3 separate regions of the Homo sapiens genome follow, and regions 1 and 2 are each linked to region 3. Evidence: chromatin contacts called from ENCODE Hi-C data. All regions are on one chromosome and are shown on one strand. Each heading gives the region's core, a stretch centred on a gene start or an enhancer-like site at or near the end of the contact. The rest is flanking DNA. Distances are from core to core; before and after follow the strand shown. Region 1 overlaps WNT10A (Wnt family member 10A). Region 2 holds the start of FBXO36 (F-box protein 36). Region 3 holds the start of MRPL44 (mitochondrial ribosomal protein L44).

What was found. Hi-C counts contacts between places; a loop is a spot of excess contacts on that map. Pooled maps may share reads with other maps.
Region 1: a pooled map shows a loop between it and region 3 (4-fold over the local background). The contact joins the enhancer-like site here to the promoter of MRPL44 in region 3. A Hi-C loop is called at or near these places in 2 of 37 single-sample maps with no recorded cell type and 5 of 50 pooled maps.
Region 2: a map of CD4-positive, alpha-beta T cell shows a loop between it and region 3 (20-fold over the local background). The contact joins the promoter of FBXO36 here to the promoter of MRPL44 in region 3. A Hi-C loop is called at or near these places in 1 of 168 maps with a recorded cell type or tissue (CD4-positive, alpha-beta T cell), 1 of 37 single-sample maps with no recorded cell type and 10 of 50 pooled maps.

The regions. Positions count from the first base shown.
Region 1 is chr2:218,889,639-218,894,231 of GRCh38, reverse strand. It overlaps WNT10A (Wnt family member 10A), which reads right to left. Exons shown (of 4, transcript NM_025216.3): 3 at 3,869-4,248; 4 at 304-1,458. The coding sequence ends at 961. Among named protein-coding and RNA genes, the nearest start is that of WNT10A, 11 kb to the right of the region's middle. RefSeq lists enhancers at 899-978, 1,409-1,478, 1,509-1,588, 1,090-1,672, 2,189-2,318 and a silencer at 1,119-1,328. Within about 2 kb of position 1,756, at least 12 of the 41 ENCODE cell types and tissues checked have a DNase peak (open chromatin) inside an H3K27ac peak, as active enhancers do.
Region 2 is chr2:229,921,203-229,926,168 of GRCh38, reverse strand. It overlaps FBXO36 (F-box protein 36), which reads right to left and starts at 3,666. Exons shown (of 4, transcript NM_174899.5): 1 at 3,560-3,666. The coding sequence starts at 3,655. It overlaps TRIP12 (thyroid hormone receptor interactor 12), which reads left to right and starts at 4,160. Exons shown (of 42, transcript NM_001348323.3): 1 at 4,160-4,289. RefSeq lists enhancers at 3,388-3,447, 4,104-4,604, 4,605-4,966 and a silencer at 4,278-4,667.
Region 3 is chr2:223,954,767-223,959,313 of GRCh38, reverse strand. It overlaps MRPL44 (mitochondrial ribosomal protein L44), which reads right to left and starts at 1,851. Exons shown (of 4, transcript NM_022915.5): 1 at 1,663-1,851. The coding sequence starts at 1,841. RefSeq lists an enhancer at 1,767-1,936 and a silencer at 2,007-2,076.

The DNA of each region.
Region 1 (4,593 bases), core at 507-3,006, 5.1 Mb after region 3:
CTCTGAACACCTCTCCTGCTAGTCTGTCCCTTGATTTCTTCACTGCAATCACAATGGCCCCTTTGCTGTTTCTCCAGCAGGCAGAGATCTTTCTCAGCTCACACTTTCTGCCTTCACATGGCCTCTGCCTGGAATGCCCTTACCCATACTCTTTGCATGGCTTATGATGCAGGTCCCAGCATAGGTATCACAACTCACAGAGGCCTTCCCTGAAAAAACAGTGGCTTTGTCTGAGGAGCCCCACTCCCCATAAATCCCCCTACACCCAGCAGCCTGCACACAGCATTGTCTGAAATGACCTTGTTTGTATATTTACTTGTTTATTGCCCATGCCTCCCCCCAGCAAGAATGTAACCTCCAAGAGGACAAGTGTTGTGTCTCGCTTACTCACATCTGTGGCCTCAGTGCCTTGCATTGCCACCCCCACGCACCCCACCGCCCCCAGAGTGCCGCAAAGAGAGTGCAAAATAAATATTTGTTAAATGAATGATGAAGGGAATGGTGGAGGAGGCTGTCTGGGCCCTTTATGGAATTACTTCAGCTCAGTTATGTCTATTTCTTTTTTTTAATCCTCCTCTCTCTGCCCGTCAGCTTCCATTCATTCCCCACCTCCCATCTCCAGGGAAGGGGTGAAAGGATGGAGACAGACTGACGGGTTGCCTGGCTGAGGCTTGTTTTAGGGTGTGGAGCAACCCCCAGCCCAACTGAACTGTCTGGGCTTCGGGGAGGGAGGAAGAACCCAGTCAGTCCTAGAGCCCACAGAAGTGAGTGGTGGGGTTCAGACAGGCCTGGACTGTCCGGCGATCACAGACCTCAGAGCTGAGGGGTTCCTATAAGATCATGTGGTCCAATCTCCTCTTCCCAAGAGCCAAGGCGATGCTGCCTTGCCAAGACCGTAAGCCTCAGAGGGCCAGGCTCCAGGAGGGGACCTCGATCAGGGCCCAGGGGACCCCGGGCCGCTCACTTGCAGACGCTGACCCACTCGGTGATGCGGCACTCTTCGCAGACCACGAAACAGCACCAGTGGAAGCGGCAGTGGCAGCGCTCGCTGCGCGTCTGGCGCAGGATGTTGTGGCCGCGGCCGCAGCACATGCTGCCGCAGCCATCCGAGCCGGCGCTGCTCTTGTTGCACAGGCGGCCCACGGTGCCCGCCGAGTCCAGGCGCGGCTCGCGCTCGCAGAAGTCGGGAGACTTTTCGAAGTAGACCAGGTCGGCGGGGCTGGCCCGTCGGCGCGGCCCGGGAGCGCCCGGAGCCGGCGAGGGTGCCCCCGCTGGGCCCGGCTCCAGCTGGCCGCCGTTGCGGTTGTGCGGCCGGATGAGCGTGGCGCGGTGGAAGCGGCTGCGCAGCAGCGCCCCCACGGTGCGGAACTCGGGCGTCACCTGCCAGCACGTCTTGAGCTGGCAGCTGCCTGACGTGCCGTGGCACTTGCACTTCCGCCGCATGTTCTCCATCACTGCCTGCGGAGGGAGGCACCGTGAGGGGTGACACGGCGCGCAGCCCCACTCCCCTCCCAGCGCTTAGCCTGGCCTGCTTCTGAAACCCACTCCCATTATACAGAGGCAAACGCTGAGGCCGGGAGCGAGGGTCCCACAACCAGGCAGTCAGAAGAACTTCTGTACCTGCTCTTCTGCCTCTGCCTCTGCCTCTCCCACCCACCTCCCACCAGGCCAGGCCCCGGGGGAATTCCCACCTGCCGGCTCCCCTCCTCTCCTGCCCGCCTTTCCAGCAGCTGCAGGGGGCCCTTGGGGCTGGAGGCTCTTGCTTCCTGAAGGGGGATCCCAAATAGGCAGGGAAATTCCCTCTCCTGCCACCCCTGGGGTAGGGGCCAGGAGCAGGAGGGTGCTGGCCCCGCTGTATCTCGCTCCAGGCCGTGTGTGTGTGTGTGTGTGTGTGTGTGTGTGTGTGTGTGTGTGTGTGTGTGTGTGTGGTGGGGTGGGTGGAGGGGTGTTCGGTGAGTTTCAGAAAGCCTTGGTCCCCCTCTCAGTCCTTCCCTCTCCAGCTCCCCCTACATCTCTTTGTAGAGAGCCAAAGGAGGGGGACAAGTGCTGGGGAAACTGTCCCCGATTATGCTGCCTGGGGCTCATTCTGCACTATGCTGAGACCCATGGTTCGTCCTAGGAAAAGTCAGCGCCACCAGGGGCCAAAGCTCTACCTAATACAGAATGGAACCGGAGAGAGCCAGGCTCTCCAGCTCAGTGAAAGTGGAGAAGGTCTCAGGCCTCCAAGGGAGGTGGTTATGGGAACGCAACCCAGCCGCCCCCAACCCAGCTCACAACCTGCTCTAGAGTCTCCTTACTAAGAACCCTTTGACATTTTCACCAGAAACCCCGTAAGAAGTTGGCCACATCCCCTCCTTTCCCTCAGTCCACTCCGAAAACACACCCTGAGACAGGGACGGCAATGATCCAGGGCCCTTAAACTTGGGCAGTAGGGCCATAAGAGAGGGCGCCTTCCCCTCGAGGTCTGAAAGGGCTCCACAGCGTGCATGCGCAGCCTGTGCTGTCAGCACCACGTGGGAACCAGACCAATGCCTCCCCAGGCCAACAGCTCCAGAACATCTGCTTCCCACGGGCAGCAGCCATTAATTAACCAGTTTAACGAGGAGGAGGAGGAGGAGGCACCGTTGGTATGGGCTGGGATGGCGGTGAGGCTTGGGAAAAGAGCTGTACAGGGCAGGCTGGGTGGGAGCTGGACATGACCCAAGGGTAAGTGTGCCTCAGTTTACCCCGCCTCTAAGTCAAGATGGGAATTGCTGAATCAGCTTTGTGCAGGAAGATGACCCATCGTGGGCTAAGAGGCCAAGAGAAAGAAGAGTGAGATGGAGAAGGTGCCAGCCAGAGTGAGAGGAAGCCAGGTAAAAGGCCTCAACAGGCTGAGCAGAGTCAAAAGAAGGGATGATGGAGATGGAATGCTCAGGAAAGGACAGTGCTGAGCTACCATGAGAGCCAACAGGGCATCAGAATGTGGACTCAACGCTGTAGAACAAAAGAGAACAGGCTCAAAGGTCAACTGCCTGGGGATGAACCCTGCCTGGACCACCTTCTCACTAGTTGCATCATTTTGGGCAAGCTTCTTGGTCAATCCATGCCTCAGTTTCCATATCTCAACATAAGGTTAATAACAGTGCCCACTTCATAGGTAGTTGTAAGGATTAAATAGGTTAATATGTAGGAAAGTGCTCAAGACAGTGCCTAACACATAGTAAGCACTCAATAAATGCAGGCTATTACCACTATCCTTTCTTCTGCTGCTTTTTTATGTATGTGTGTATGTATTTAATTTATTTTTAATGAATGACCCTTGAGGTAGTAGGAGCATTTGAGGACAGAGGATAAAGGAGAAAGGCACCATAACACAGTTCCCCAGTGGCCCCTAGGAACTTCACTTACACCCCTTACTTTGCAGGAATCCCTCATTCTAGACTGCACAGAAAGGCTGGGAGAGATCACTGGATCATGGAACATTAGCATTGGGGGGAACCTTAGGGATGATCTAGTTCAACCTTGTCACTCTATAGGGGAGGAGTCAGATGGGAGCTCCAGGCCTAGACTCCTGAAGTCCTGACTGCACCCCTGTCCTTTCTCCTGGGTGATCACCCGAGGAAGTAGGAGAAGCAGGTTGCTCAGCAGGTGGTATGCTGATCCAGGGCAACAGGGCTTGTTTCTGCCCTGTATCCCCAGGCCTAGTCCAGTGCCTGGTGCACAGTGCATACTCAGTGCATGTTTGTTGAATTAGACAGGGTCAACGAGAAGATTGCCAAGGTGTGACATGTGGGAGCAACGTGGTCCTCAGAAGAGAGGTAGGCCAGGGCAAGGGGTAGGCCCTAGGCAAAGAGATTTGAAGCAGACCCAGGGGTGGGGCTCTCACCTGCCTCCCAACTCGGTTGTTGTGAAGCCTCATTCTCGCGTGGATGTCTCTGTGAGGCTCCCGGGAGTCCAGAAAGTCCTTAGAAAAGCGCTCCCCGAAGCCCATGTCGGGGCTGCAGCCGCCCCACTCCCAGGAGTCCTGCAGGCCTGGGCTGGCTGTGGGCAGGGCTGGGTGTTCCGGGACCCCATGGCTCAGGCCCTTACCACGCTGCAGTGCATCCAGTTGTAAGCGGTGCAGCTTCCTACGGAAGGCCTCCTCGTCCCCTCGCCGGGACGCATCACAGCCACAGGCCTTCAGTTTGCCCAGGGCACACGCATTGGACACGGCGTGCACCACGCCAGCTGCTGCGATGGCGTAGGCAAAAGCGCTCTCTCGGAAACCTGTGGTTAAAGACCCAGAACACATGGACTCTGGAGGGGCCTTGACACCCCATTCTCCAGCCCACCTTTCTCATCATTCCAAGGAGAAACTGAAGCCCAGTATGCAGGAGAGTCTGGCACAAGGAAACAGAGTCAAAGAAGGGCAGAAATCACGCCAGAAGCCAGTTCTTCTGCAAACAGAACCTGGTGGGGTGGGAGGGAGGCTTCCCAATAGCCCTCTGCTTTTTGTACGCCCTTCTCCTGTTCTTTAACATCACCTTTAGCAAACTCAGAATTTGTGTGTCTACATCTCTACTGTAGAGCAGAAAGTATCAGGTAAACACATTCTTTTTACAATCAGGGACT
Region 2 (4,966 bases), core at 2,417-4,916, 6.0 Mb before region 3:
CATGAGCTGTGCTCAGCCCCCCCTTTTTTTTTTTTTTTTTTTTAAGAGAAGGGGTCTTGCTATGTTGCCCAGGCTGGTCTGAAACTCCTTAGTTCAAGCAATCCTCCCACCTGAGCCTCCCAAAATTCTGGGATTACAGGTTTGAGCCACTGTGCCCAACCCTTGAGTGAATCTTTGATTTAGAAAGCAGCGCACTATTTTTTCTAAAGCTGGAGATCATCATTATAAAGATCAGCTTCGAGAAACTAAACTGACCCCAAGCTGTAATCCAAAAGTTATTTATTTGAATAAAACCCCTCTCCCAAGACCCAAAACAACATGGTATCAAGCAGTAAAAGAGAAGTGCCTGTATAAGCATACAGTATATTTCAAATGTTACTATATAAACAAAGAAAATGTTTATGTATAACATTTATATTCTGGACTATGTCAGTGGTGGTATGACACTAATGAGAGAAATATCTGCCCTCAAATCCATGTCAAATGTGCAGTTATTTGGATTTAAGGCCAACGAAAAAGATGCAGTGAAAAAGAGACTAAAAAACAGAATCAGCATGAAAGAAGGATTCATCTAAATCTGGGGCATAATTTGGATAATATACAACATTAAAAAAATAAAGACAGGAGAAAGGGGAGGAAATGTACAAGAAATAATTTTAGAAAGTCATTCCAGAAAAAAAATCTATCTTATAAAACATATTTTAATGCTAGTCTTTTAGTACTTATTTATGTCAGGCCACCTCTTACTGGATGTTTGGTTTCCTGTGCTGAGACTCAGAAAAATTGTCTTGTGGTTAGAAAATAGCATATTCTCAAGGCAGTTGACTGAAAAGTATATTTTTTTGGCATGCCATTTTTTACAACAAATTTTACTTTAAAAAGAGGGTGAATTAATTAGCTTGGAGATTAACTCTCACTGGTAGAAGTGTAGTGGATTTATTCAGCATGCTTAAAAAAGAAAATGGATCAGAATTTAGGATTTTATATATATGTAACTGACAGAACCTGAGATAAAGGAGAGTTTTTCACTTGCAAAAAATAAAAAATAAATAAATAAATAATAAAAATAAAGAAAGAAAAAGAAAAATTAAGAACACTGAAGGGATGGTGGGAAAGATTTCTTAAAAAAGAGTAGTTAGGGCCGGGCGCGGTGGCTCACGCCTGTAATGCCAGGAGATAGAGACCATCCTGGCTAACACGGTGAAACCCCATCTCAACTAAAAATACAAAAAATTAGCCGGGCGTGGTGGCGGGCGCCTGTAATCCCAGCTACTGGGGAGGCTGAGGTAGGAGAATGGTGTGAACCCAGGAGGCGGAGCTTGCAGTGAGCTGAGATTGAGCCACTGCACTCCAGCCTGGGCGACAGTGCGAGACGCTGCCTCAAAGAAAAAAAAAAAAAGAGTAGTTAGAGGAAGGCATGCGCCTAAGTTAGACTTGAGAGCAAAGTCTGAAGAACACCAACAACAGAATTATTCTTTAGGAAGCCGAATGCCAGGGAGCACTCCTAAGGATAATTTACTAAAATAAAAAGGTAACAAGATACTCAGCCTGGTGAGGCTTACAAATGAGAGAAATGAAGCATACTTGTAAAATACCAGACCTTCAGGGGAAAGAAAATGCAAAAAAAGACAAATTTTTAAAGGCTGTAAAAATTAAAACATTCTAACTTACTTGAGGTAGATAAAAATAGAAAATCATGTAAGATTAGAACAGATTATATTTTTGACCACTCATGTTAGGAGGTGAAGAAATGTTAGGATCATAAATCTTAAAGCCAGCCAGGCTCGGTGGCTCAAGTCTATAATCCTAGCAATTTGGGAGGCCGAGGCAGCTGGATCACCTGAGGTCAGGAGTTGGAGACCACTCTGGCCAAAATGGCGAAACCCCGTCTCTATTAAAAATACAAAAATTAGCTGGGTGTGGTGGCGCACGCCTGTAATCCCAGTTACTCGGGGGGCTGAGGCAGGAGAATCGCTTGAACCCAGGAGATGCGGAGGTTGCAGTGAGCTGAGATCGCGCCACTGCACTCCAGCCTGGGCAACAGAGGGAGACTCCCTCTCGATAAATAAACAAACAAATCTTAAAACAAATGGAAAAATCAATAATCCGTTTAAAAAATGTACAAGGCCGGGCGCGGTGGCTCACGCCTGTAATCCCAGCACTTTGGGAGGCCGAGGCAGGCGGATCACGAGATCAAGAGATCGAGACCATCCTGGCCAACATGGTGAAACGAGGTCGCAGTGAGCCGAGATCGCGCCACTGCACTCCAGCCTGGCGACAGAGCGAGACTCCGTCTCAAAAAAAAAAAAAAAAAAAAAAAACAACACCAAAAAAAAAGTACAGAAAAGGATACCTTTCAGTATTTCATACATCACTAAATGTGCAAAACCCCCTAAGAACAGTTTAATTAAAAATTTGAGTCTGACCCTGGGCCCACTGCCTATGAATTAGCCCTGCTCCGCAAGGAGCAGTACTGTTTTAAAAAAAATTTTTTTTGGACAGGCTGATTTTACATTTGTAATATTTCTAAATCTTAAATTAAAAAATATATATTAACATTTATATTTTAAAAGATGCTTTCAAAAATATAAAAAAATTAACTCATTACCTATTTTGTTTAAGGGCTCCTGGAAAAACTGAGGGAATGATCAATATGCACACCAAAACAAATATATACAAACTTCTAAATTTCATTTTATAGGAATAGTATCTATTGAAAGGGCAGGGTGCATGAATAACTCAGTGACAGGCGTAAACTCAGCCAGGATTAGAAACGTCTTCCCAATGGAGGCCCCGCTCAAGTTGAGAATTTCATGGACACAGTAAATCATCCAAAAGCCCACCTTCAATAACCAAAGTAGGCATAAAAATAGGCCGATGGTTACTTTGGAGATAATATAATCCTCGGTCTTATTGTTGTGGAGCAGATGTCATTATGGGTGGGGCTGAAGCGCAGAGCAGCTGAAACATTTTTATACCACCACCCGCACACTTTCAATGGGATAGAAGGGACTCCAAAAGGTAAGAGCTCCCAATCGTCAGTTGCTACTAGAAATAACTAAGTTTTGATGTGGCCGTGGCACGCGTAAAGGCCACAAAGAGATTTATAAAATTCTCCATGATTAATTCCTATCCTGGAAAAGAGGCAATCTCCTTTTCCCCTCCCTAGCCGGCTCCTCCTTGGGACACTTGGCTGAGTCGTTCTTTCCCTCCTTCTCACGCTGAGGTGAGGCCGCACGCAAGCCGGAGACGCCCGTTTTCCTCTTCGCGCGGAGGAAACTCTACGGGTAAGAAGCCGGGGTGGCGGGAAAGGAGCACGCGGCACCGCGGGGAGGCAGAGAAGGCTTGCCAGGGACTAGCCGGGCTCGGGGAGAGCAGGGACACGCGGGCCGTCGGACCGAGGAGGCCGAGGTGACGAGGAAAATCTCCCGGCGCGGAGCCGGGACTGGGCGCTTCCGGCGGGCTACGGTTGCTCTTGGCCTAGCACAGCCTGCGTCCCGGGCCCCAACCGGGCCAGGTAGGGAGTTAGGAGAGAGGGTAAACCGCGGCTCGCACTTGCCTGAGACCGGGTGACCAGTAACTGGTAATAGTCTTTGCTAGGCGGCGGGCCTTGTCCTACAGTTTCAAAGAGAGTCTCCGGCAGCCACGACGCCATCTTGGGACGCCACCGCCGTCGCTAAGACAACCAGGAAGGGGCGGGGCTTGGTTGGGGTCAAGGGGCCAAAACCCTAGTTTAAATTGAACCACGCTTATGAGCTGGCAGAAGGATTTCTAACTTGGGGCGATCGTCCCCTCTTCCAAGGGTCTTAGGGAACCCTGATCCGTGAAATTTCCAGCTCCAGGTCCCGGGTGACCCGAGGGGGAATTAGTTCCTGCTACCACGGAGGGGAGGGGGTGACCCCGGCGGAGGGATACCAAGTAGATCTCCACAGTCCCCTTCCTGGTCCCTCGAAGGGATCGGGCGGAGATCGGAGGCTGCTGAGAGAGTCGAGCCGGGAGGCGTGGGAGGGAGGGGCGATGTGATGGGCCGCCAGTAGGCAGCGGTGCCGGTCCCGCGGACGAGCCCGTAACCGGAGCCCGAGGACAAAGTAGTTCCCCGAGGGTGTCAGAGCAGGCGGGGAGGGAGGCGGCACGGGCGGAGGCGCACGCCGGGCGCGGTGCTGCGGCTCAGCTGATAATTGAAGGAACCCGGAGCCGCCGCCGCCGCGCCGCTGGGGGGGGTGGGGGGAGCTAGTGGAAGTTACTGCCGCGCCACCGAGTCCGGACCGGAGACTTTGGGGCCTAACTAGGTAATTGGGGCGCAGCTCTGGGCGGCGGGGGCAAGCCTTGGGGGAGGGGGCCAGCTGAGGGGTTGGGGGGGCGGGGGGAGGAGCTGGAACAGAAAGTCCCAGGAAGCCCGGTTGTGTCATCGCCGCGATTCGGCCCCCGCTTGGCCTGCTCCCGGCGCCGGCGGCGGCGGGGCCGCGGAAGGACCGGGCCGGGGGTGGACGGGAGAGACGCTCGAGGGCGGCCGCGGCCGGAGGGACCGGGGCCTGGCGGGAGGTAGGGGTCGCTGGGTCCCTCCTCCGGCTTCCCGCAATGAGGAGGGCCCTTCACAGAACCGGGGTAAGGCTTGCGGGTGTTGGGGAGCTCGGCGGGGACCAAGGGGGGCCGGAAGTGGGCTTTGGAGCTTGGAGGGTGTCTGGGAAGAGAGAAAGTGGGGGGCCGGAAGTGCAGGTGGGGGGTGTGAAGACGGCAAGGGTTCCCCGGAAATGGGACGAGGGGCCCGGAAATCGGGAAAGGGGAGGCTCCGGGGCCGTGGACGGCCCGGAAATGGAAACTAGGAAGCAGCTCCAGTGACAACAGTTGTGGGAAGCGAGGGTCAGAGAAGGGAGAGGCCAGAGAGACTTTAGACCGCAGTAAGGGGTTTCCTGCCCAGGGGGACGGCGAGGGACGGTTGAGGGAGGGCGAGCCCGGAGACGGGGTC
Region 3 (4,547 bases), core at 602-3,101:
CCTTTGATCCAATTGTCACATGAAATTGGTTCTTCAATATAAAAGACCAAGCCATTAGCCTAACTTTTAGGTTCCTTATTTCTGCTCTAACCATGATACTATGTTTTATACCTAAGTATGAAGCATAAATGTTAATTTCACAGATTCAAGCCATAAACACTAGTATGTTATATTTGCAGTCATCCCTCAATATCTGTAGGGGATTGGTTCCAAGGACTCTCCTGGATACTGAAATTCATGGATGCTCAAGTCTCTCATATAAATGGTGTAGTACAGGCACACTTCGTTTCACTGTACTTCGGTCTATTGTGCTTCACAGATTTATTGCATTTTATTTTTACAAACTGAAGGTCTGTAGCAATTCTGCATGTGCTCACTTTGTGTCTCTGTGTTACCATTTTTTAGCAATAAAGTATTTTAAATTAAGGTACATATATTGCTTTTTAGACACTACTACTGTACACTTAATAAACTACAGAATAGTATAAACATAACTTAGGTATACACTGGGAAACTAAAAAAGTCATGTGACTCGTTTTATTGTCGTGGTCTAGAACCAACCCTACAATATGTATGAGGTATACCTGTATCTGCATATAACCTATGCACATCCTCCTGTATACTTTAAGTCATCTCTGGATTACTTATACGTAACACAATATAAAACCCCTTTAAGAAACAAAGGGAAGCAAAGTATGAAAACCTAGGTTGAAAGTCGTAAGATATACATATAACATATACACCTATATAATCTGTCCAACCCATAAAGTTTCTTCCACCTTTGAGAGCCTAAAATACTTAATCTTATAATAAACAAGGGAATGGGAATTAAGAAGAGATTTTATTTTTTGCTATAATCTTCTCTGTTAGAAGACCGTTCCTACTGGTAGGAGTACAAAGTGGATCAACATTTTTTGGAGGGCAATGTTAAAGTACTAATAGCTTTCAAAATTTCATACTACACATGCGTCCCCTTTACGCGCTGTTACATAGGTTTTAATGGCAATAATATGGAGCTCATAGGCCCATATATACAGAGCCATAAAAAAGAGTGAGGTACATATCTTTGTAATACCATGACAACATGTCAAACACACATTATTAAAGAGAAAAAGCAAGATGAAGGAATTTAAATTATGTAAAGTATGATCTGGTTTGAAGCTATAAAAACCTGTGTCTCTCTCTGCCAAACCTGTTACCAGAACAGCATTAATTAGGGCAAAAATCTAAAGCTAACTTTTTTTCCTTTTACTCTAGACAGCAGAATTCAGGTTGTAGATTAATTTTTTTTCTCCTTAATTTACGATGCTGTGGGCTGCTTTCTTCCCGCTTATCGGAATTCTCAGGCATTACAAACGGGGACTACAACATCCAAGTCCACATAAGGAAGACCCTCCAGTTAGCCCCATTTCTCCCAATTTTCAGTAGCCAAAATCCTAAATGGTAGTTTCAAAACGTCGGGAACAGCCCGAAGCTCTACCGCCCGCGGCACAAATCCATTTTTTTTGCCTCAGGCCCCGCGCCCACAGCTCACGGGTGTCTCCATCGCAAACTTCCTAAGGCTTAACCCAGGGGCGCATCAGCCGCAGACACGACGCCGCGGGAAGAAGACCCAGTGTCTGCGACCGCCACCCTGAGACCTCTTCCCGAGGTGGCTCCTACCGGCGCACGGGCGGCGGCGGGCACCGCAGAAGGCGCTGCCGCTCTAACTCCTTCTGGAAGCGGAAGGCGGCGCGGAATCCCTTCTTCACTCCCCGAACCGGAGGGACCAGCTTGGGGGCGACTGGAGCCAGGAGGCAGCGATGTCCCTGCTGCAGCAATCTTACCAGCCCGGACGCCATTGCACGAGAGAAAACGATGGAAGACGGAACGAAAGTAGTCGGGCCAGTGTCCCCGTAACACACTTCCCCCGGAACCCGGAACGCGGAACGCGAAGAGAAGGCTGGGGCGGAGACAGCCCCCGGGGCGGGGCGACTGAGAGAGGGCAGGGGCGGAGACAGCCCCGGGGCGGGGTGATTGCGGCCGCCTTGAGGCTACGCTTGCGCTAGTTCTCTCCTCTCTTCGAGTTACTTTCCAATGATCCGGACTTGAGGGCGTTTGCGCCCAAAAGTTTCTGGGAGAAGTTGCTTCACCCTGTCACTCTCTTGTTCCTTCCTCTCTCGTTACAGCAAAACAAACAAAAATCTGTTTCGCTTTCAGGTTAAGGAAACATTTAAATCCTCAAAAAAAGAAAACATTTTTAATTTATATTTAGTGTTCTAGGCCACTACTGAGCAAGTATTTACCGAGCTTCTATTTTTGACCCAGCACGCCTCCAAAAGCCTTAGTTTTGGAAACCCTAGACTCAGAAATGTTGGCTTATCCAAAATTAAAATTTTTCTTTAAAAGCAATCTAATAGTACATATTTTTAAACATCCGGAAAATGACTGGAAAAAAACATAAAACGGTAATAGGGGAATTACAGTTTCTTCCTTCTTTATGTTAACACTCTTTAACAATGTAATTCTATTGCTTTCCTACCAAACTGTTAATACAGTACAATTTTTAAAAGAACATATTAAGTCACAAAGGGAGGCTTGTTTGAATTCCCAGTTTTGAGTTGCCTGCTGAACATCTAGACCCTCAAAGGGGCAATGCTTTCTGTGATCTCTTTGTTAAAGGCATCTGTGTCCCCAGCAGTCACCCAGATTGAACTCCTATGTCTTTGATTGTTTTTGTTTCGACAAACCCCCTCTTCGGTGCAGTTTCCACCAAGTGCTTTTTCCATTTATTTCCACTGCAGGTACCTGGTGGCTCTCCTCACCTCTTTCCGTGGTTAGTGTAATTGGCCTGGTACCTTCCTCCCTTCCCCAGACACAGCTCACCTACATTCATCTCTCTGAAACACAGACCACAAAGCATGTTATGACTTAGCCCGAGAATCTTCAGTGCCAGGATCATAGAACTCAATTTGGGTTTCTCAGCTTGACCATTTCAAAAGGGAGAATCTAAATGGTTCATCTCAGCTTATAAAAGGGTTCCCTTTGGGGAGGGAGAGAGCAAAAGAGGGGCTGAGCACACACCAAAAAACAAACTGATGGATTTCTGGTTGAAGGAAATTCTCCAAGAAGGGGTGAAAGGAGGTTACGATTGACCTTCTTGTTTCAATGTATGTAAAGTATTGAAAATTCATGGAACATCAATCCAATAAATGGATTAGGAGAAAATGCAGGGAACTGTCATTTCTGTAGAATTTCATTTATTAGGAAAAATAATCTAAGCCAGTTGTAGCACAATCATGTTAAGTTAAAATGAGGTGTCTCTGTGTTGAGAGTTTCTCAGTCATACAACAACGAGAGCATCATTTGCAGATTAAAAAAATGTAGGTCCTCAAAAGATTTCTTCTACTAATGCCCTTCATGGAACTTAGGAATTAACCAGTTTTTTAAAATCTGCTCATACATTTGTCTATTTATTCAATAAACACATAATAGGAGGAGGACTTGGTTCCAGGATCCAGGCTCAGAAAACTTTAAGGAAGAAAAAGGCCAATGTGTTTTTCAGCCCTCAAAAACCTGATTTTTCCTTTAACCTGCTGTTAGCCCTAATTTGATCAAAGCTCACAGATGTCAACAACTTTCGAGTTTTCATTGGGTTAAGGTCAGGTGGAAGGGTGGGGAAAAGTCACACTTAGGAAGAGGAGGTGAGGCGATTGAGGGTTCACTTTAACCCTTGGGGAACACAACCTTTTGTGTTTTGATGCCAGGGATATTGCTTATATATTCCTTCAATGATGGTGAAGGCAGCTGGAATACGGGGCACAGAAAGATGGATAACAAAGTTAGTAAGCTCTGCTATAGGACCTTCCTGAACAATCAAGCAATTCTGAACCACCTGGGATTACTCACCACTACTTCATAGATTAGCTAAGGAATAACTACCAAATAGTGGCCTTTAATCCAACTCACAAGGAAAATTACAGACAGAAATAATTACCATAGAATGAAAATTACTATAGTTAAAACTGTTCAAAATACAAAATTGGAGTTACTGATAAATATCGATATAGAATCAGTCTTCACCAAAGTTACATCTGTTCAACCTAGCTTTGGAAAATTTGACTTGATGGAAAATTTGACTTGATAGATCTAAAAGCTGCAACAGAAAACTCATGATAGTAAAACTGATTAGCAAAAAGCCTTAGTAAACCTGAGCAACAAATAACATCTTAGGAAATAAATGTGGAAAAAAATTCATGAAAATACATTAAGCAATAGAAACATGAAAATACAATTAGAAATAGGATACTTGTGCTGTATAGAAAATTGATCAAGAAATTTAATTGGTTTCATGGAGCTTATTCCAGAAAACATTTTCTCAAAAAAAATGCATCAATGTTAGTATAATTCTGTTATAAACACTTTAATTCATAATTATGGAAGCAAAACTTTTTTGGTGTGTTAGCGGCCAGCAAGATGGCTCTCAACAAGCCCCACCTCCTGGTACTTACACCCTTGTACATTCCCCTCTCACATTGTGCTGGGATTAGTCTGTGTAACCAATAGAC